Regions from separate parts of the Homo sapiens genome. Here regions 1 and 3 are each linked to region 2. A link is a contact called in ENCODE Hi-C or POLR2A ChIA-PET data. All regions are on one chromosome and are shown on one strand. Each heading gives the region's core, a stretch centred on a gene start or an enhancer-like site at or near the end of the contact. The rest is flanking DNA. Distances are from core to core; before and after follow the strand shown. Region 1 has its middle 17 kb from the start of RNF19B. Region 2 holds the start of TMEM54 (transmembrane protein 54). Region 3 overlaps AK2 (adenylate kinase 2).

What was found. Hi-C counts contacts between places; a loop is a spot of excess contacts on that map. ChIA-PET counts read pairs that join two places held with the same protein, here RNA polymerase II (POLR2A). Pooled maps may share reads with other maps.
Region 1: a loop to region 2 is called in a pooled map, with 2.2 times the contacts of the local background. The contact joins the enhancer-like site here to the promoter of TMEM54 in region 2. A Hi-C loop is called at or near these places in 1 of 50 pooled maps. POLR2A ChIA-PET finds 5 or more read pairs at or near these places in 4 of 52 experiments (H1, HCT116, HEK293 and 1 more).
Region 3: a loop to region 2 is called in a pooled map, with 5 times the contacts of the local background. The contact joins the enhancer-like site here to the promoter of TMEM54 in region 2. A Hi-C loop is called at or near these places in 3 of 50 pooled maps. POLR2A ChIA-PET finds 5 or more read pairs at or near these places in 7 of 52 experiments (BJ, H1, HCT116 and 4 more).

Annotation. Positions count from the first base shown.
Region 1 is chr1:32,979,997-32,983,513 of GRCh38, reverse strand. It overlaps the pseudogene RPL18AP4. Among named protein-coding and RNA genes, the nearest start is that of RNF19B, 17 kb to the right of the region's middle. RefSeq lists enhancers at 1,750-2,949, 2,453-3,069. Within about 2 kb of position 2,178, at least 33 of the 41 ENCODE cell types and tissues checked have a DNase peak (open chromatin) inside an H3K27ac peak, as active enhancers do.
Region 2 is chr1:32,899,395-32,902,988 of GRCh38, reverse strand. TMEM54 (transmembrane protein 54) reads left to right here and starts at 1,600. Exons shown (of 6, transcript NM_033504.4): 1 at 1,600-1,766. The coding sequence starts at 1,751. LOC105378632 (a long non-coding RNA gene) reads left to right here. Exons shown (of 3, transcript XR_947161.3): 2 at 157-319; 3 at 1,062-1,332. RefSeq lists a silencer at 1,471-1,610.
Region 3 is chr1:33,007,391-33,010,896 of GRCh38, reverse strand. It overlaps AK2 (adenylate kinase 2), which reads left to right. Exons shown (of 6, transcript NM_001625.4): 6 at 1-2,911. Among named protein-coding and RNA genes, the nearest start is that of AK2, 28 kb to the left of the region's middle. Within about 2 kb of position 2,141, at least 12 of the 41 ENCODE cell types and tissues checked have a DNase peak (open chromatin) inside an H3K27ac peak, as active enhancers do.

The DNA of each region.
Region 1 (3,517 bases), core at 929-3,428, 80 kb before region 2:
AGTATTAACATCTGTATCAGTCAACTTTCTCAACTGCAAGCAGTAAGATTCCACTAAAGATTGTCTAGCAGAAAAAGGCCAGAGGATCAGGCTGGGGGCTACACATCAAGAACAGTATCCCCAGAATGCCACTTCAGTGAAGACCCTAGGGCCACCCCCAGTTGCCAACACACAGCACAGATGTGGCAGCACGCATTAGGGATTTTCTGTAGCCTCACTCACCGTGGCACCCCTTGCCCTTCTCTCTGCCCTTTTGGGATCTGGTACAGGAGGAAGGAAGTGGATTCCTCACGCTCATGGCTAGACTGCATAGGGAAAACACATACATAAGCACTATACCCCTGGTGCTGTTTACACTGCTTACAACCCTCCCTTAGAGAATGATACTACTATTTTGCCAGTTGATAGATATGGAAACTGATGCACAGAGAGGTTTTTTTCTTAACTTGCCTGAGATCACACAACCAGTAAACAGTAGAACCAGAACTGGAACCCAGGCAGTTTAACTCTCTTGCTAATGTCCTGAACTAGAACTCTCAGGGTAACCAGAGTTACCCTGAGAAATTACTATTTCCCATCTACATGATGGGAAGATTCTATCATAACTGTGACTAGATGGATGGATGGATGGATGGATGGATGGATGGATGGATGGTTTATTCATTAATTCAACTTTAAGTGCTTTTTATGTCCCAGGCTCTGTGGTCAACACCAAGTAAAACTAATATGTTCTCTGACTTTAAGGAACTTAGGGCTAGTGGAGGAAAAGAACAAGAAATAAGCAAACACTCAAGTAAACTAAATACTTGGAAATTATGAGAAGAGCAAGGAAGGAAACACAGAACAAAGTATAAGAAAGAATCACTGGGGCAACATTATGGGTAGGGAGGACTCTCTCCCTGGCTCACTGTTCAACCATACTGGCCTCCTGGCTGCTCTTTGTTTTTGTTGTTGTTGTTGTTGTTGTTGTTTGTTTGTTGTTGTTGTTGTTTTTGAGACAAAGTCTTGCTCTATCACTAGGGTGGAGCGCAGTGGTGCGATCTCGGCTCACTGCAACCTCCGCCTCCCGGTTTCAAGCGATTTTCCTGCCTCAGCCTCCCGAGTAGCTGGGACTACAGGGGCGCGCTACCATGCCCAGCTAATTTTTGTATTTTTAGTAGAGATGGGTTTCACCATGTTGGCCAGGATGGTCTTGAACTCCTGACCTTGTGATCCGCCCACCTTGGCCTCCCAAAGTGCTGGGATTACAGGTGTGAGCCACTGCACCCGGCCCTGGCTACTCTTTGGAACCACCAAGCACACTTAGGGCGTTTGCTTTGGCTGTTCCTTCTGCTTAATAAGGGTTTCCCCAGTTACCTACATGGCTAACTCCCTCACCTCCTTAAAGTTTTGTATGCATAGCACCTTCTCAGCAAGACCTTCCTTGACACCACTGTTTAACAACTCATCCTGCCTCTTCCCTGCACTGATGCTGCATCAGCACTCCTTGTCTCCTCCCTGCTCTACTGTATCTTCCCCTTACCACTTTCTAACACAGTTTATTTATGTGTATTTATAATTTATTATATTTATTATGTTTACACTTTGCTTTACCTTGTAGAATGTAAACATCACAAGAGAGCAGGGATCTTTGTTCTGTTCACTGAAATATGGCACATAGTAAGTGCTCAAAAGTATTTACTGAATGAATGTAAATAATGTCCCTGATGTCACACAGCTGGAAAGTGGCATTTCTGTGATTTGTATCTAGTGTTATTTGGCTCCAAAGCTATAGAACCTTATTACTAGGGCTGTTACGGGGCTCAAATGGGTTCACGTGTCAGCCACTTAGCACAGTGCCTGGTAGGAAGGTTAATGTGCCATAAACATGAAATAATAGTTGTTATTATTAATTATTGACAGGGCCCCTCCCTCTTGGGCTCATTTTTCTAAATTTCATAATAGTACAGCAGGCTTTTTGGGGTAAGACGTCAAGCCTGACTTGACAGACACACTGACATGACTCTTAGGAAGGAAAAATGCAGCGGTGCCAGCCCCAGTAGCCTGGAACCCTGCCCCAGCAGGACCCAGTCCTCTATGTGGCCCAGCCTACTTCGTAACTGAGCTGAAACTGTTCACCCACAGGGACTGCAAACAACACAGACTTCCTGTATTTTGAGAAAGGGGAAGTCCAACCAGTGATTTACCTTGAGTCATTTGTTTCGAGACGGAAGCCTCAGCAGTTGGCAGAAAGTATAGGAAGGAGGAAGGCTGCCAGAGGCAAGAAAGGAGACCTGGATTCTAGAAGGAATGCCACTACTTCTCAGCTGACCACACTGAGCAAGTCCCCTCTCTGGCCTTAATTTTCTCACCTGGAAAATGGGACAATGATCTTTACCTCACTGGCTTCTCTAGGCAGTGCTAATATCGATGAGTGCCTGTGTGTGAAGAGCTGGAAATACAGGAATGCATCAGCATCTTGCAACTGGAAGGGCAAAGTTCAGAGGTTAAAAATTTACAAACTATGAAGTCACTTAGATCTGGATTCAAATCCTGCCTCCATCACTTTCTAGCTGTGTGTCCCTGGGCAAGTAATGTAACCTCTCTAAGTCTCAGGATCTTTGGTTTCCTCAGCTGTGAAATAATTTTTCTCCTAAACTGATTTTGAGGATTAAATGAGATATGCATATCAATGGCTATGAAGGAACAAGGAACTGGGCTCAGAGGAATCCTTCAGAAATGGTGATTCTTGTTTTTAATCCTGGATGAGCTCTCACTTCCTCTCTGTGTGATGCCAGTGCCCAGGACAAACCCCTGCTGAGAGTATTTCTTTTTTTTTATTTTTTGAGACAGAGTCTCACTCTGTCACCCAAGCTGGAGTGCAGTGGTGCGATCTCGGCTCACTGCAACCTCCGCCTCTTGGGTTCAAGCGATCCTCCTGCCTCAGCCTCTCGAGTAGCTGGGATTACAGGCACCTATCACCATGCCCAGCTAACTTTTTTTTTTCCCCACCAGGGTGTTCCTGAGTTTATTTGAGGCACAGCCGGGCGAGGGCCCTGTACCTAGAAGAAGGTGTTGGGTCTCCTGGTGAAGCGTGGCTTCTGCTGATGGCACAGCACCAAGTGGGGCAGCAGGAACTTGATCTTGGAGTCGTGGAATTGCTTGACAACTGGCCACCAGCACTTGCTGGCCGCAATCTCCTCCACCTTCATGATCTGGATGAAGTTGGCCCGGGCGCGGTACTGGGTGCCCATGTCTTGGTAGCACTGGGTGACAGCGCCCATGGTGGTTAGGTCCCGGTATTCCCTGTACATGTTGTGGGTGCTGCTCCGGGAGTCATAGCGCAGCCAGATGCCAAAGTTCTTCACCCACAGTGGGTACTTCTCAAACACCTGCCCACAGTTGACAGTCTCCCCTGAAGACTTCTTCATCTTCTTTAATTGAGATAGGAAGTACCAGAAGTGGAACTTGGCGACTACATGATTAGGCGCAAAGATTTGCATGTGGTAGAGGGGCAGTGTGTGGCATTTGGGGGTGG
Region 2 (3,594 bases), core at 351-2,850:
CCCACCCGGAATTCCCTGCACATTATCCCCCTTCAGACAGCAGGTGACAGGGAAGCAGCTCTGCTGGGGGGTTACCAGATGGGATGCCCCGGGGGGCTTCCTAGGAGAAATGGCTCCACTTCCTCCCATGGTGTTAATGCGTTCTCCAAACTCCAGAGGCTCTACATCTGACCCAACTGCCCAACACACACAGCGCCGCAGGTGTCAGCACAGGTGTGCAGAAAGACACACAGACAGTGGACAGCCCCCAGGACAGGCTCCAACCAAGCACCCAGAGACAGCCAGCCAGCCCCTGACCTCTGGGACACTGCCCAGTGGGGTAAGTGGGGCAAGCTGTGAACAGATGTTGCCCAGTTCCCATAGTAAGTGCCTCCAAGGACCGAAAGAGCCCAGGGAGGTGGCCACGGTGTGGCCACTCTACAGAACTTGGGCACAGAGACCCAAGGGGATTCCAGGCTCCTGCCTACTCCACCACTTCCAGCTGGTGGTCTTGGGTGAGTGGTCTGTGGTCTCTGAGCCCAAAGGTGCAGGAATGGTACCTATGCCAAAGGGATGCTGAGACTAACAAGGGACCTCACTGGGGTCCATCCTGACACATTAAAGGGCTCAGCAACCCAGAGCAGTACTAATAAAGCTCCTACTATGTGCTCTTGCTAGGTCTACACTTTGTCCATACAGACAGTCTGGAGAGTTTCCAAAGCGTGTTGTTGTTGTTTTGTTGTTTTGAGATGGAGTGGCGAGATCTCAGCTCACTGTAACCTCTGCCTCCCGGGTTCAAGCGATTCTCCTGCCTCAGCCTCCAGAGTAGCTGGGATTACAGGCTTGCCCCACCACATCCGGCTAATTTTTGTATTTTTAGTAGAGACGGGGCGGGGGGGGGGGTGCGGGGGTGTTTCACCATGATGGCCAGGCAGGTCTCGAACTCCTGACCTCAGGTGATCTGCTTGCCTAGGCCTTCCAAAGTGCTGAGATTACAGGCATGAGCCGCCGCGCCCGGCCGAAAGCGCTTTCTTACCTAATTTTTGTATCCTATTTTGTCTCACCACGACCTTCGGGGACAGGAATTATCCCTGATTTTCCAAGGACGGAACTGAAGGCCCTCCCGACTAAGAAGGAGACTTAAAGCGCCTTTTTCAGCGTGGAAGACAAGACTCGCGGGCGCTAAAGGCAAGCGCAGAGAGGGGAGGCGATTTGCCTGAGGTCACACAGCAGGCAGGGGCAGACCCCAATCCCCAGCAGCTCTTTCACTGCCCCTGCTGCCCCTCTCCGTCCCAGCCTTGGGCCCGGGGGCTTTCCGCCCAAGAGCCACACCCAAGTCACGGTAACCACAGCTACGCCGGCAACCCCCAACTTGCCGCGGGCCCGCGCGGGGCGGCTCCTCAGAGCCTCAGTTTCCCTTTCTAGAGCGGGCCCGCCGCCGCCGGTGGGCTGAGGGAGGGCGGCTCGGCGCCGGGCGGGCCGGGCGGGGCGGCGCCTGACTCAGCGGGCGGGCCATGGGCTGCTCAGCCGGTCCGACCGGCCGGGAGGGGCACGAGCCGCGGGGGCGCTGCGGGGCCGGGCGGCCCGGGGGGTGACGGGAAGGGAGGCCGGTCCGGCGCCGCCCAGCCCCGGGCTCCGGGCGGGAAGTGGGCGAGCGCGACGGTGCGGGGCGCGCGGGCGACGGGCCAGCGGGATGGGAGCAGGGTCCCCCGGCGGCCCGCAGCCTCGGGAGCCGCGCTGAAGCCGGGGGCGGGACCAGCGCGGAGCCGACATGTGTCTGCGCCTCGGTGAGCGACTGGGGGCGCGCGGGAGGCCCCGAACCACCCCAACCCTCCCACAGGAGCGGAGCACTGAGCCCGGAACCCGAGCCCCCAGGGGGCCAGGCCACCTGCTCTGCCTCTAACTTACTACGAGGCCGGGGTCGGGTCACTTTCCTCTCTGGGCCTCAGTTTCCCCAGCAGTGAAATGGAGGGGAGGAGCGCTGCGGGTGTCTTCTCGATGTGGCTGTAGCGTCTCTTACCCTCGCCCTCTCTTGCCTTTCCTGCGGAGGCGCACGACTGCCCTCGGGGACCCCCGGGTGGGCGGCAGAGGAGACGCTGGAGAGAGCAGCCCCATCTTACCCAGAAGGGACCCCGGGGCCAGGCCTCAGCTTCCCCACCCTTACAAGGGGCTCCCACTTACATACTCTCCACTCTCCCGAGGCCAGGAAGGAAAGCCGTGGGCAAAAAGGATCAGCAGCGGGGGAGCGGGACTAATGTGCCCCCTCCTTCCACTGCCTGGGCACGGTGATGCTGCTTGTGGGCAGCAGAGTCCTGGGGCATCCCCGCTGTCTAGCCGAGAGACCTTGTGAGCCTCAGTTTCTTTGTCTGTAAGAGGGGGACAGTAGTTCCCACCTCCTAGGACTACTATGAGGATGAGGGCAGCTTCTAAGAGTAAAGCGCTTAGCACCTTGCCGGCTGCGCTGCTATGCGCTCCCACAGTGGTAAGACAAATGAAGCCAGCTGGGCTTCATCTGGGAGGCAGCACTCTGGGAGGCCGAGGCAGGCGGATCGCTTGAGTCCAGGAGAGACTAGCCTGGCCAACATAGTGAAATCCGTCTCTACAAAAAATTTAAATAAAGAAAAAAAAATTTAGCCCGGCTACTCAGGAGGCTGAGGTGGAAGGATCACCTGAGCCCAGGAGGCAGAGGTTTCAGTGAGCCACGATCAGGCCAGTGCACTCCAGCCTGGGCTACAGAGTAAGACCCTGTCTCAATCAATTTAATTTAAAAAGTCAAGGACTGCTCCAGGCTCAGTCCAGTGCTCCAGGCACAGCCCCATGCTGGCACCGTGCCTCCTCTTTGACCAAAGTCTTGGTCCTGGGATGCTGTTGTTATTGAGTCCAGCCCTCAGCTGGAAGGTAGACACCGAGCTCCCAGGTAGGTGGGTGGAGGGGGTGAGGTGGGTCAGGCTCCTGCGCTGAAGCTGCCATGCCCCTTCCTGCTTGGCTGGCAGTCCATCTTCACAATGCTATTCCAGTCTCATGGTGCCTGTCCAGCCCATCGTCTGCCCTCTGCTTCTGCTAGACCTGGTTCAGCTCCAGAGGGTCCTGCAGTCTCCAGGGGTCTCAGACACTGGCTGGACCAATGCCTCCCCATTTTATAGATGTGGAACTTGGGGCCCAGAGGGGAGGGGCTGGTGCATGGTCACACAGCAAGTCTGTGACTGAATAGCCCCATCCCTTCCTGCTCCCTGGGGACTGTCTCTTGGCACAGCTTCAGACAGATGTCCCAGAGCGTCCAGTGTAGAGATTTCATTTTTTTTAGACGGGGTCTCTGGCTCTGTAGCCCAGGCTGGAGTGCAATGGCACGATTATAGCTCACTGTGGCCTCCACTTCCTGGGCTCAGAAGATCCTTCTGCCTCAGCCTCCTGAATAACTGGGACTAGAGGCATGCACCACCATGCCTGCCTAATTTTTTATTTTTATCTTTTTGGTAGAGATGGGATCTTGCTATGTTCATCAGGCTGGTCTTGAACTCCTGGCTTTAAGTGATTCTCCCACCTTGCCCTCCCAAAGTGCTGGGATTAGAGGCATGACCACTGTGCCCAGCCTCTTTTTTTCTTTTTTTTTTTTTT
Region 3 (3,506 bases), core at 892-3,391, 110 kb before region 2:
CTCTGATATGTACTTGGTTTTTAAAAACCCATTTTGTTCTCTCTTGTTTCCTCTCTATTTCAGCCTAGTATCAGAAGGCCAGGCGAGACTGCAACACTGCTCATCACCCCGCGGCGTGATCCCTGCTCTTAGGTGCTGGGCAGAGGGGAAGGGTGGTCAGGGTGAGGATGGTGAGGGAGGGCTGGTGAGGGGCTCAGAGGAATACTTGGAACAACAGCAGTGTTATTGTAGTGTGGCAGTTTCTTTTATACATAGGTGAGAGTTTTTAAAGTGTAAGGGAAAAATTAATTTTTTAAAAAACACCATGCTTGGAGGGTGGGGGTAGAAATAGACACAATATTATTTCTAAGGAATCGGGTTTTCATTTACTCTGGACTGGTGAAAATATTTTTTAAAGCCAGTGCTCTAAGACCTCAGCTTTTATCTCAGAACCCCATGGGTTCCAGACCAAGAGTACAGGAAATCAAATTGTTGTCCTGTCTGTCTATAGCTTGGAACAGGGAGCTTTGATTACTGACTCCGGTTCCACACACTGTAAGATCAAAAAACCATCTCCACATTTGAAAGAGATGTAAGGTGTATTCATAGGGATGGTGGCTCAACAAATCAAGCAAACTGGAATCAAGGGGAGGGGGAAGGGAATGAAATGGAAAGGGAGGCTGATTCCCTTCCCCTGACTTACCACTAATTTACTAGGCTACCTACTTTCATGAGTAACCTCTCACAGCTACCCAGCACATGCCACAATCCTATGCTCTTGCCTTCTTTTATCTGCACTGTGTGAAGGGACTCTTTTAAATAAATGAGCAAGTGTCCTAAGCTATGTCATCCAAAGATTGTCCTTTCCATTCTCAAATCCTGTGACTGGGATCACTCAACAGCACTGTGATGTATTATTTTCAATGAGGTGCCTTTCTTAACTGACCAAATGCTGCCTTGTTTGGCCCCTAAATCAATAAAATATGTTAAAATTTGTATCCCCTGTTGTGGCATTTTTTTTAGATAATCTAAGCTAGAAAAATGACATTGAATTCTGGACCTGGCTGGAAGGAAAAGAAGCCCTTTCTTGTCGCTGGCAGCTGTGTGGTAGGGAGGTCCAAGTATGTGCATATGAGATAAGCCTGCAACCTCTTGACCTTCAGCTCCTATGCAGGCTTCTCTTGAGCCCAGAGACAAGGCAGCTTGGTCTAGTGGAGATAGCACTGTGCTTGGAGTTCAGGGGACCTAGGACAAATCCCAGCCAGTTAGTTATTCACTGTGCTCCTGTTTCCTCAGCTGAAAAAGGAAGTTGGTTATGCCACCTTCTTGGCCTTAATGGCATTAAATGAAATTTATAGGAAGAAGGTTTTTGCTCAGTACCTGGCATGCAACAGACATTGGATAAATGTTAGTTGGATCCAGATATACACAGAAAGATATCTGCTTCCTGCCAGGCTGGATAACTGTTGAATGGACACTTGTCCATAGTCTAGAAAGCCAGTGCTTCTAATCCTTAAGCCAGATCTTTGACTACCTTTTCAGTTGCTTCTTTAACACTCTTTGTTGCTTCTCTGTGTGTCCTAGTTTAAATTCATTTCCTCTCCAGCAAAAGTGAGCTTAAATAATTTCTCCAAACTAAAGCTCTCATGTTTTTGGAAGGGCTGCCTTTGCAAGTGAGGTTTCTGAGAAATGACTGTTGTTCCCAAAACAAGAGGGAGCTGGGCTGGAAGCACCACTATTCTTCTTTAGGCATCTTGTTACAGAGAGAGGCAGGGTCTTCACTGACATATTAAATCCTGTTCCCTGAACCAGCCCCTCCCTCTTCTGCTCCACTTCCTCACCTGTGCAGAGTCATTTTCAGGTGTTAGCCTTACTGATTTGCACTGATCTGTTTGTTCCCTGAGCTTTTTAAATACCCTGTGAAAATTTTCTTTCCTCCCTTGGTCATCATGCATCTAATTGTGGGGAAATGTTTGTCAAACCAACCTGCAAAGCAGCATGGTGTAGTTGAGAAGAATAAACAGAGAAGACTGGGTGAGCTATTGTTTGTTTGCTTCTTTGGGCCTGGGTTTCCTCATCTAATCTGCAAACCAAGAATGCAGACTAGTCCTACCACTCCCGGAAGACTGACGTTGTGCCAGGTATTATGCAAAGGCTTCATGTAACCCTCGACTTCACGTAACCCTCACACAGCACCCTGTGGAGTCAGAACTGTCCTTCACTTTTATAGGTGAGGAAACCAGACTCAGAGAGGTGAAGTGGCATTCCTGAGGTCATGCATAAGAGGCAGTCAGGACTGAAACACAGTCTCTAACACTTATCCGTCCCCTTGATCTTGTTGCTGAAGTGATTTAATTACTTGCGTAGCTCTGCACACAGGAAGGGCTGCTCTGAATAAGAGCTCTTTTCCATGGACACTCAGCGCTGCCGGAACTGATTTTGAAGAAGTCACTGCCGGCTCTGAGGGCCTAGGGTATGTGTCTTAGGATCTCCTGTGTGCACAAAGTGTCACTGACAGAACACAGCAGGATGGAGAGCAGCCTCCTCAGAAGCCTCACAAGTCTTTCCTCAGATGAAGACAGAGCAACGAGTCAGAAGACAGATTTCAACAGCGACTTCACCATGCGACCTTGGACAAGTTATCTCACCTCATCAGTAGAATAGGAATGATCCCTACCCCTCAAAGGTGCTGATGACACTAGTGACCAAGATACTCATGTGGGTTGGACTGCCCAGGACACAGCAGATGCTTAGTAAACACAGATGGAATTCAGAGGGAAAATGTAGGCATTGAAGAAAGTTGTCTTACTGACCATCCGGAACCAGGCTAAGGATCCCCTAGAAATCATAGACCTCTGAAATTATATGCAGAATTCTTTATGTGTTTTCATAATTAATAATAGTCTAACATATTAAATTCTTAGCTGTGTGAGAGGTTCTGCATGCATTATCTCATTTATTCTCCTCGATAACCCTGTGGAGGTAAGTATTGCTATTATCTCTATGGTATGTCTGTAGACTTTGAGATTCAGACATCTGATAATGGCAGAACCAGAGCCTGAGTCCAAGTCTGGCTCCACACCCCAGCCTCTTAACACTGTGCCAATTGCTTTGACACTTTGCTGGGGAGAGATGAAATGATCTCAAAGGCACTCATGATACAGAAAAGGCTATGAGCCATGGATCCAAACAAAAGGAGAAACTCAAGTAGGTTTGCTCTGTTACAGTGAAGGACCTGCCACAGGTAAGACCTTTTTCTATTTTGCCATCCTCCGTTGTTTCCTTATTGTTGGTACTAAAGTTCCAATGTGCTGGATTTGCATAGCTCCTGGAATCACCCGTATTCCAGAAAGGCTGGAGGGGTGAGTTATGTTGGGGGAAGGAGCCGGTTCCCATCTCTTGTCCTCCACGATTATCTCCTGGTTCTGGATAAGGTGGCCAGGAGAGGGTGTGTATGTAGGCTGTTGAGTCACAGGCAGCCGTCTCAGATTGCAGCTCTGTGTAGCTGATGGTGTTGCATTATTCAT